Regions from separate parts of the Homo sapiens genome. Here region 2 is linked to region 1. Evidence: read pairs that join two places in POLR2A ChIA-PET (ENCODE). Cell type or tissue: endothelial cell of umbilical vein. All regions are shown on one strand.

Evidence for each region. Peaks named below come from ENCODE experiments on the same cell type or tissue, not always from the same donor. Only the 100,000 strongest peaks of a DNase experiment are listed, where the experiment ranks them.
Region 2: POLR2A ChIA-PET joins it to region 1 with 5 read pairs; 3 of 35 experiments call an interaction of 5 or more read pairs at or near these places.

The regions. Positions count from the first base shown.
Region 1 is chr4:124,476,815-124,481,814 of GRCh38, reverse strand. No RefSeq gene overlaps it. Among named protein-coding and RNA genes, the nearest start is that of LINC02516, 79 kb to the left of the region's middle. In endothelial cell of umbilical vein, no CTCF peak of the experiment used is centred here; a DNase peak (open chromatin) is centred at 3,054; H3K27ac peaks cover 2,400 bases.
Region 2 is chr4:124,578,373-124,583,372 of GRCh38, reverse strand. No RefSeq gene overlaps it. Among named protein-coding and RNA genes, the nearest start is that of LINC02516, 22 kb to the right of the region's middle. In endothelial cell of umbilical vein, no CTCF peak of the experiment used is centred here; no DNase peak of the experiment used is centred here.

The sequences.
Region 1 (5,000 bases):
AATTACTCTGTAGATGGTAAAAACCTCCAGATGATTTTTAAGAAGTCATGCTGAATAAAGTACCCTATAAATCCTCTGAGCTTTCCCTAAAGGAAAACTCACAGTAAAGATATATATTATTGCTCAAAGTTGTTTGACTGATAGTTCCTTACATGTGAATCAGTACAGAGATCAGGCCACAGGGCTGTTTCACTGTATGCCAGTCACATGAACATTGCTAACAGCATGTTGCCTGTAAAAAACAGTTTGGAAGTGAGAACACCCAAGTTACACTCCAGGTTCTGAGCAAGACATGTCCTCTTTCTGGGCCTGTGGTCTCATGAGAAGTTGGATTTTAAAACCTTGACAGAAGATTTCAGTGGCCATAGACAAGAAGAAAAGATAATCAGGCTAGTGACTCAGATCAGGGCTCATCTGGTGTGTGTTCTTTAATTTTCGTATTTTAGAATGCTCCCCTAATAAGCACCATATCTGAGCTGGAAAGACCCAAGCAGAGTCATCCCTATGCCTCCAGGGCTAGGCATAGTCATAGGAATATCATTTCTCCATTATAAAGTTCCAGTAGGAAAACACAATGGAATGAGGGTAAAGGACCACCTCTTCCAGGGATCTGGAAAGAATATGAAACAAGGGAAAGACGTGAGTCAAGTCTGCTTGACTCTGACTTTATAATATTATTCCCATCGAGTACATTTCTACGATGACACTAACAACAGCATTTTTTGTAGATATTATACTAAGCCTCCTTGCATTTGACCATGAATACTGCAAGATCTGGGGGCTTAGCAAAAGAGACTGTGTACACTGAGAGCCCATGCTGTGATGGACATGGTGCTACTCACTCATGGTGTCATGTGCTTTACTTACCTCTCAATTATTCTTTAATACTAAACACAGAAAGGGTAAGTAACTAGCTTAATGTCCCACTGCTTATAAGGTCAGATGTGATATAAAAACACTACCTTCTAGCCCTCAAGCCTGTGTGTGTTTGTTTTATATCATCCCATAAGAATGCTTTTCACATAAGGCTACTGCGTTAGTACCTATAGCGCCCACTGAGATTGTAAACTGAAGGAAAAGTTTATTAGGATACTATAGGATTAAAATTATCATGTACCTGTCAGTCAGATATTATACCCTGCTTGATGAAAAGGCACAGCAATTTTATTATGGAACAATATGAATAATTTATCACTACACAGTCATGTGTAAATATCATTCGTGCTTATTGCGTTAAATAAGATTTTCATGTCAGCCGCATCTAAGAACTATTCTCGAGCTCATTTCAATTTATGATCTTAGATGACCCTGCACAGTTATTTTAAAACCGTACAATCCAATAAATAAGTATATAGAGAAATTTCTTCCATGACCAGACTTTGAGAAGGAGGAAGGAAAAATCTCTGCACTATTTACATCTATATATCTCTAATTCTTAACACAGTGCCTGGAATCTTGGTGGTGACAAATATTTTGTTTTCATAAAGATAGAGGTTTGCCGGTTGCAGTGGCTCATACCTGTAATCCCAGCACTGTGGGAGGCCAAGGCCAGTGGATTGCTTGAGCTCAGGAGTTCAAGGCCAGCCTGAGCAACATAGCAAAACTCCATCTCTACAAAAAAAATTTAAATATTAGCTGAGCATGGCGGCACATGCCTATAGTCTGAGCTATTTCGGGGGCTGAGGTGATAGTATTGCTTGAACCGGGATGGTGGAGGTTGCAGTGAGCTGTTATTGTGCCACTGCACTCCAGCCTGGGTGACAGAGTGAGACCCTGCCTTAAAAAAAAAAAAAAAAAAAAAAAAAAAAAGTAGAGGTGGTGGTAGGGTGTGAGTGCATGTATTTTCTATCATGTTCTCTTAAATACGTTTAAATTAATGTCACTGAGAACAGATGCATTTGGTGAATAGCGTCTCACGTTAGGTAATCAGTACAGCAGTTTTTAAGAGTGAAGGCCCTGAAGTCAGACTGCCCGGATTTGAATCCCAGCTCTATGATTTAGGCAAGCCTGCTTGTTCCTTAGCCTGTGATGTGGGTTAATAATAGAACCAATGTTCTATCACAGAGTTTTTGTGAGGATAAAATGACTGATGCAAGTAAAATACTTAGCTGAGTGATTAAAACATGGTAGGCCTCAATAAATGTTCAATTTTTTATTAGGTGAAAGAATTAACCTTAGATTCACTGTTGGCCAAAGAAATGTCTCACAGTGCACTATCATTAAGGATATAGAGAAAAGTAACTTCTAGTCTGATCCAAAACATCATATTCTGCCCTTGTTTTCTGAACCCCATTTCTGAAAAAGAGACCATGGCAATGAGAAAAAAAAAATAGGGATTAAAGCATACTTTTAGGAATTATTACTTTTTCATTATTACTTCATTCTCCCTGATTTCTAAGTCGAACTAAACCCCAAACCTTCTCCAATCTTTTGATCAACTCTAAATTTAATCCTTTCCATTTTAGCTGGATTTGTTCTAAGAAAGGATTGTTGAATTTCAGAAGACAACTCAGTCTTCACTGAACATGAGGGTATTAGATTTTTTTTCTTTTCTTTTTCTTTAATTTCAGGGACTCCTCATATCAAAATATCATTCTGGAATTTGTGAAAGAATAAAAAGTAATATTTAAAACAAAAAGTGTCTGTCAAAAGTGATATGAGGTGGATACATTAATTAGCTTGATGAAATCTTTCTACAGTGTATACATAGATCAAAACATCACATTGTACCCCATACATATACACAATTAGTATCTGTCAACTGAGAAAAAAAAAAGTGATGTGGAGGTAAGGTGATAACTCCATGAATAGAAAAAAAATCTACCATGCTTTTAGCCTGTGATATGGGTTAATAGATGTATCAAGATGTAAAACAGCATCATTATCTTTTTATAAGAACCTCATGTTTCACAATGAGGAAATAAAGTACCCAAGAAAGCATTTTCCTGCCTAGAGTTTTTTATATAAATAAATATATTGCCCTTTTCCTGTTCTTCTCCACCAGAGTTAAACAATGGACACTTAGAAGGGAAATGATGTCAACACCCTTGATAAAAATCAAGCTATGCTGGAGGAAACACAATAGAAAAAAAACAGAGCTTTCTAGCTTCTGTAGTTTGTTATGGTAACTCCATGAACCTTTATTAAATGTAAAGCATAATTTCATTATAGCCCCATGCTGACTTAAGTTCACTATGGATGCACAGCTTTTGTATTCATATCTTTTAGCAAAGATAACTAGGATATCCAAAGCAAAGATAATTGTCTTTGGCAGCTAGAATTCGTAGCTTTGAATGTGTGTAACTCTTTTTTTTTTTTTTTTTTTTAAGTTTGAAATTTGACTAGCATTCCAATGCATTTCATAGCTATTCATTCTGGGAAAGGCCATTTCTGCAGAGTTTACAGAATGATTGTGGAAAATATCTTGAAGACCATTTATCAGTTTAATGATACCAAATAAATGCTTGGCAGAACATCCAGACTATAGATAAAAGATAGTATAAAATATGTGAAGATTGCAAATTTGCCAGTGGCAAATTTGCAGTGTTAGAGTGGGATGTATTGCAAATTAATCTTATTTTCAAGGAAGTGATTTCTTCCATGAATGTTCTAGTTCGTTGAATGAGCATAGAGCTAGATAACCTATTTTGCCGGTTCAGAAAACCAAGGTCAAATCTCTTTTTAGTCTTTAAGTTAATGTCTTGACTCCTCTCCTGCTCTTGTGCAAACTGTTTTGAAGAATAAACTATTATAATAGTGATAAGCTTAACATATTTTGCCATCAATATTTCTGTTATTAACTGGATGTAGTAATTGAAGGAAGCCCTCCATTGTATCTGAAATGAACTGTTTAAAATCTTTCATATAATCCCCACAACAAAGATTTAATCCTGGTAGTCACTGCTGTTTTTCAGGCAGAACAATGATGTAACCATGTGTTATAAAGGGAGGAGAAGGACATTGTTTAAAATGAATAGTACCATAACATCACCAGAGGTGAGGTACCATCACTCACTCACCACAAGTCCGAAGTATCCAACTGGGAGATGTAAAATGCTTTACATACTAGAACTCTCTATTCTTCATTGCATGTGATATCAGAGGTCTTATTTTAATCAGAGCCCAGGCAGTATGGAGGACTCAGTCTCCACTACAATATAAGAACTCAAGGAAGCAATAAAGGTAAGAAAACTACACTCTGAGGAGCTCTTTGTGTTAGTTTAACCAGATCTTCCTTCTTTCCAGCAGTCTTAGGTCATACAGAGTCTAAAACACTGGTTCTCACGACAAAAATAAAATGAAATATTGTCTTTGAGATAACCTTGGAGATTGCTCAGCTGGCTCAATCCTTTCTACGCATGAAGACAACAGGGTACAAAATAATAATAACAGCAATAACTATACATAATAATAACTTATGTGATAAATGGATTTAGTCTATTTATATAATGAATGAATGAGCAGTTAAAAGGAATAAAGAAAAAAGTAAGGCTTAATTCATGTCACATTCTGAGACTAAATTCAATACATTGTCTCTTATCCTACCTTGTTTTTGAGCTCCTTCAATTTCTGTTAAATCAATATATAATTATTTAATTATAGCCTCATACAAAGAGAGAGGGAGCAACAGACTTCACTATTGGGTTTTTGCCTAATTTAATTATGACTGTTAAGTTTCAAATCAGAAAAACAAAACCTAAAATATATCTCAACGTGATAATAAGAAAATTGAAAGAGGGGAAAAAGAGTTTGTATTAGAGTTCTCTAGAGGGACAGAACTAATAGGATAGATAGGTATATAAAGGGGAGTTTATTAAGTATTAACTCACATGATCTCAAGGTCCCACAATAGGCCATCTGCAAGCTAAGGAGCAAGGAAAGTCAGTCTGAGTCCCAAAACTGAAGAACTTGGAGTATAATGTTATCCCAGCATGAGAGAAAGATGTAGGCCGGGAGGCTAGATCAGTCTCGTTTTTTTCACATTTTTCTGCCTGCTTTAT
Region 2 (5,000 bases), 100 kb before region 1:
CAGGGGAAAAGCACAGTTTGGAGCTATAGAGATGTTTGCTGCCCTTTTCCCACCCAGGGAGCTTAGCGCATTAGACAGTTGTGAGTCCCAGTGCTGGCTGTTGTCCCTCCCACAAGTAGCTCAAATGGCTTAGACAGCAGGGAGCTGCAGCCAAGGTGCTGGTCACCCCTCCCCCTGCGAGTTTGGTAGGTTTAAGCAGATTCCAGCTGACAGGCTGAGTGGTGTGGGTTCACTAGTGGGATCTTCTGATCCATGGGTTGCACAGTTCCATGGAAAAAGCACAGTTTCCCCGGAGCTCACTCACTGCCTCCCTTGGCTTGGGAGAAGGGGCTTCCCTGCCCCGTGTGGCTCTCAGGTGGGCCACCACACTGCACTGTTCTTTCTTCATTCTGTGGGTCATGCCAGCCTCCTAGTCAGTTCTGGTGAGACAACTTGGATACCTTGGTTGCCAGTGAAGGATTCACATGCTTATTATGTTTTTTTTTTTCCAATGGGAGCCTCCTAACGCTGCTGTTTCTAGTCAGCCTTCTGGGCCCTGCCACCTATTGTAAGTTTCTTGAGGCCTCCCAGCCATGTTTCCTGTACAGCCTGTGGAACTAAGAGTCAATTAAAGCTTTTTTCATAAATTACCCAGTCTCAGCTAGTTCTTTATAGCAGTGTGAGAAAGGACTAATACAGATAATTGCTACCAAAAAAGTGAGGCACTGTTATAAAGATATCTGAAATTGTAGAAGCAACTTTGGAAATGGGTATTGGGCAGAGATTGAAACAGTTTGGAGGGATCAGAGGAAGACAGGAAGATGAGGGAAAGTTTAGAACTTCCTAAAGACTTGTTGAATGATTGTGACCAAAATGCTAATAGTGATATGGACAGTGAACTCCAGGCTGAGGTAGTCTCACATGGAGATGAGGAACTTACTGGAAATTGCAGTAAAGGCCACTCTTGCTATGCTTTAGCAGAGATTGGTGGCATTGTGCTCCTGCTCTAGAGATCTATGGAAATTTGAACTTAATAGAGATGATTTAGGTTATCTGGCAGAAGAATTTTCTAAGCATCAAAGCATTCAAGACATAGCCCAGCTGCTTCTAAAAGCCTATGCTCATTTGCATAAACAAAGGAATGACCTGAAACTAGAACTTATATTTAAAAGAGAAGCAGAGAAAAAAAGTTTGGAAAATTTGCAGCCTGACCATGTGGTAGAAGAGAAAAATCTATTTTCTGGGAGGAATTCAAGGCTGAAGAAATTTGCATAAGTAAAGAAAAGCTGAATTTTAATAGCCAAGACAATGGGGAAAATGTCTCCAGAGCAGTTTAGAGACCTTCGTGGCAGCTCCTCCAATCACAGGCCTGGAGGCCTATGAGGGAAAAATGGTTTTGTGGGCTAGGCCCAGGGTCCTGATGCTCTGTGCAGCCTCAGGATATGGCGCCCTGTGTTTCAGCCTCTTCAGATCTAGCCGTGGCTAAAAAGGGCCAAGGTACAGCTTGGGCCATTGCTTCAGAGGTTGCATCCCCAAACCTTATTGGCTTCCACATGGTGTTGAGCCTGTAGGTGTGCAGAAGGCAAGAGTTGAGGTTTGTGAGCCTCTGCCTAGATTCCAGAGGATGTATGGAAATGTGTAAATGTCCCGGCAAAAGTCTGCTGCAGAGCCGGAGCCCTCATGGAAAATCTCTACTAGAGCAGTGTGGAGGGGAAATGTGGGATTGGAGTCCCCACACAGAATCCCCACTGGGGCACCACCTAGTGGAGCTGAGAGAAGAGGGCCACTATTCTCCAGACACCAGAATAGTAGATCCAGTGACAGCTTGCACTATGTGCCTGAAAAAGCCATAGACACTTAGCACAAGCCTGTGAAAACAGCCATAGGGGCGGTACCCTGTGCAGAGCCACAGGAATGGAGCTACCCTTGGCCTTGGAAGCCCACCCATTTCATCAGTGTGGCCTGGATGTGAGACATGGAGTCAAAAGAGATCACTTTGGAGCTTTAAGGTTTAATGACTGTCCTGATGGGTTTCAGACTTGCATGGGGTCTGTATCTACTTTGTTTTGGCCAATTTCTCCCTTTTGGATTGGGAGAATTTCCCCAATTTCTGTACTTCCATTGTGTCTAGGAAGTAACTAAATTGCTTTTGATTCTACAGGCTCATTTTTGAAATGTGAGACGGACATGAGATTCCAGAAGTGGAATGATATGGTTTGGTTCTGTGTCCCCACCCAAATCTCATTTTGAGTTGTAGTTTCCAATGTTGAGGGAAGAAACTGGTGGGAGGTGATTGGATCATGGGGGTGTATTTCTCCCTTGCCGTTCTCATGATAGTGAGTGAGTTCTCACAATATCTGGTTGTTTAAAAGTGTGTGGCATTTCCCCCTTTGCTCTCTCTCCTGCTCCACCATGGTAAGGCATGCTTTTTTTCTCCTTTCACCATGTTGTAAGTCTCCTGAGGCTTCTCAGCTATGCTTCCTGTACAGCCTACAGAATTGAGAGTCAATTAAACCTCTTATCTTCATAAATCACTCAGTCTCAGCTAGTTCTTTATAGCAGTGTGAGAATGCACTAATACAGTGGGATAAAAAATAAATACATCTGCTAACTATGGAGAAGGAGTGGCCTCAGGGTATGGATAGAACTCAATTAATGTTGTTAGAGAAAAGTATTAAAAACACTAGACAAATCAAATCAGTGGATATGGAGTTAGGATATTAAGGAGTGCATTTTTATTTTAGTATTCTACAGAAATGTACATAATAAAAATAACTTAGGAGAAAATACACAAACCAGTAGTTTCACTAGTAAGATTTGAAGTTAGATACTCCCTCAACTTTCAGTTCTGTTAATAACCAATGGGTCTTAAGCATGTGAAAAACTCATGAAATCAGTTTTCTTATTTGTGAAATGTAGTAAGTTCCAGCAGTTTCCTTGGATTGTTGTGGACATCCAATTAGATACTATATGGAAAGCATCCAAGTGTGGTCTGGTGCAAAGTTGATCTCAATAAATCTTTGTTTCTACCCCAACCCCAACTCTCTTTGTCTTTCAATGACTACAGCAATGAAATATAACTAAATTCCTTTTGTAATAGGTTTTGTAATAGGATTAAGTGCCTTTCTATAAAATTTAGGTACACAGAAGAAAGGAAGTAGAGCATAGGATTTAACCAACATAGTTGTTGAAGAGAAATAGAAATGGAGTTGAGTTTTGTCTCATCTGAAATGAGGATAATATTAATATTTACTTTATGGGAAGACTATAAAGATTAAATGAGATAATGAAAGTCACTTAACACATAGTTTATAATATAGTGATGGCTGTTAGTTGATAAGGGATCATAATAGAAACCATGATAATAACATCAATATTTGAATTTCTCTGAAAAGAGCATAGTATAAAAATCTCTGGAAAAGAAGAATCCACTTAAAAAGTCATCTAGAGTTTTGTAACTTATTCTAAATACAGAATTGGATTCTACAATATAAAATAGAGTGTGAATGTTTTGTGATTCTCAAGTATAGCCCTTTTGCAGGAAGGACTCTTCCTCTCCCCTCATCTCTCCTGTTGGTGCCTTGCCTACCCACACTGATTATGCCCACACAAGAAGGAGAGTAGTGGAGTTCCTTATTCTCAGGGTCAAAATTAACTGTTCAAGTTGTCTTTGTGACTTCTTTGGGTAGCAGATTTAGGATGCTTATAAGTATGCCTATAGAATCTAACCAGATTGAAATATTTCTACTTGAAACAAAGACTGAACTGGGATCCAAAATTTGAAGCTTCAACTAAGACTGGTTATTTTATGTAAATTTGATCTCCTCATGGAAACATTGTAAAATAGACTTTCTATGCATTTACATTAAACTAATTTAATTATGTATTCATGTTTGCTTCATTTCAAGCACTGAGTCTCCTTGCTATAACTTTTCTTGTAAGTTGGTGAGGCTTTTCAGGACACCTGTGTGTTCTGGTCCTTTATTTTATGCCCTCTCATGTATGCTTCAGGTGGTTGTAACTCCTAAAATCAACCCAATGTTTTCTTCTTTTGCTAGGACATTGCTGCCCTAATTATAAATCCTGATAGCACCTTTCCTTTTCCTCCAGTTTTCTTTTAGTATTGTTTTCTCTTTCTCTATTTTTCTCCTCCTTTTAAAGCCATCCTTTTTCTCTGGTCTTTGCATCCTCATATGACACAGCATTCATTGTCTACTATGTAATTTCTTCTTTATACAGGCTGCACCAATGTACTCTTCAGTGAACAAGTACTCATTAAACACCTACCACATGCCAGATACATATACTGGAAACATGTTTTTTCCATTCTGTAGTGGCTCTTTAAACTAGCTCTTATATGGGCAAATCCAGTTTTTCTTGGCTGCTTCTTTCCTGCAGTTTCTTCCTGACTGTCTCTTTGTGTGGTAGAAGTAATTTATTAAAAAGACACACTCAGTTTCCTAATATTAATACAATATCTCTGACATGATCATCTCCATGGAAAACTGAAATGTTACCACAATTCGAGATGACTAGTTTCAGGTTAGCAGGTGGATTTAAAAAATGATTGGAAAAAAATCATATCATCTCATTATTTTGGTAACACTTAAGTCATTCTCTTACCTAAAATGCTTTGGGAGATCCCAGAGTATTTTTCAGTATGAAGAAGTCACAACTCCCTAATGAATTACAGGTTCTTTTCTTTCTCCCTTTTATTTTTAGTTCACACATAATAATTGCACATATTTATGAGATACCAAGTGATATTTCTGCATATAGACACAATGTTTAATGATGAAATAAGGGTAATTAGCATGTCCATCACCTCAAAGATTTATTATTTCTTTGTGTTCAAAGTCTTCTCTTCTAACCTTTTGAAAATATGCATTAAATTATTGTTAACTATATTTACTCCATAGTGTTACTGAAAATAGAACTTATTCCTCCCATCTAGCTATAACTTTGTACCTGTAAACCAACCACTCCCTATCCTCCCCTTCCCCTTATATCTCCCATCCTTT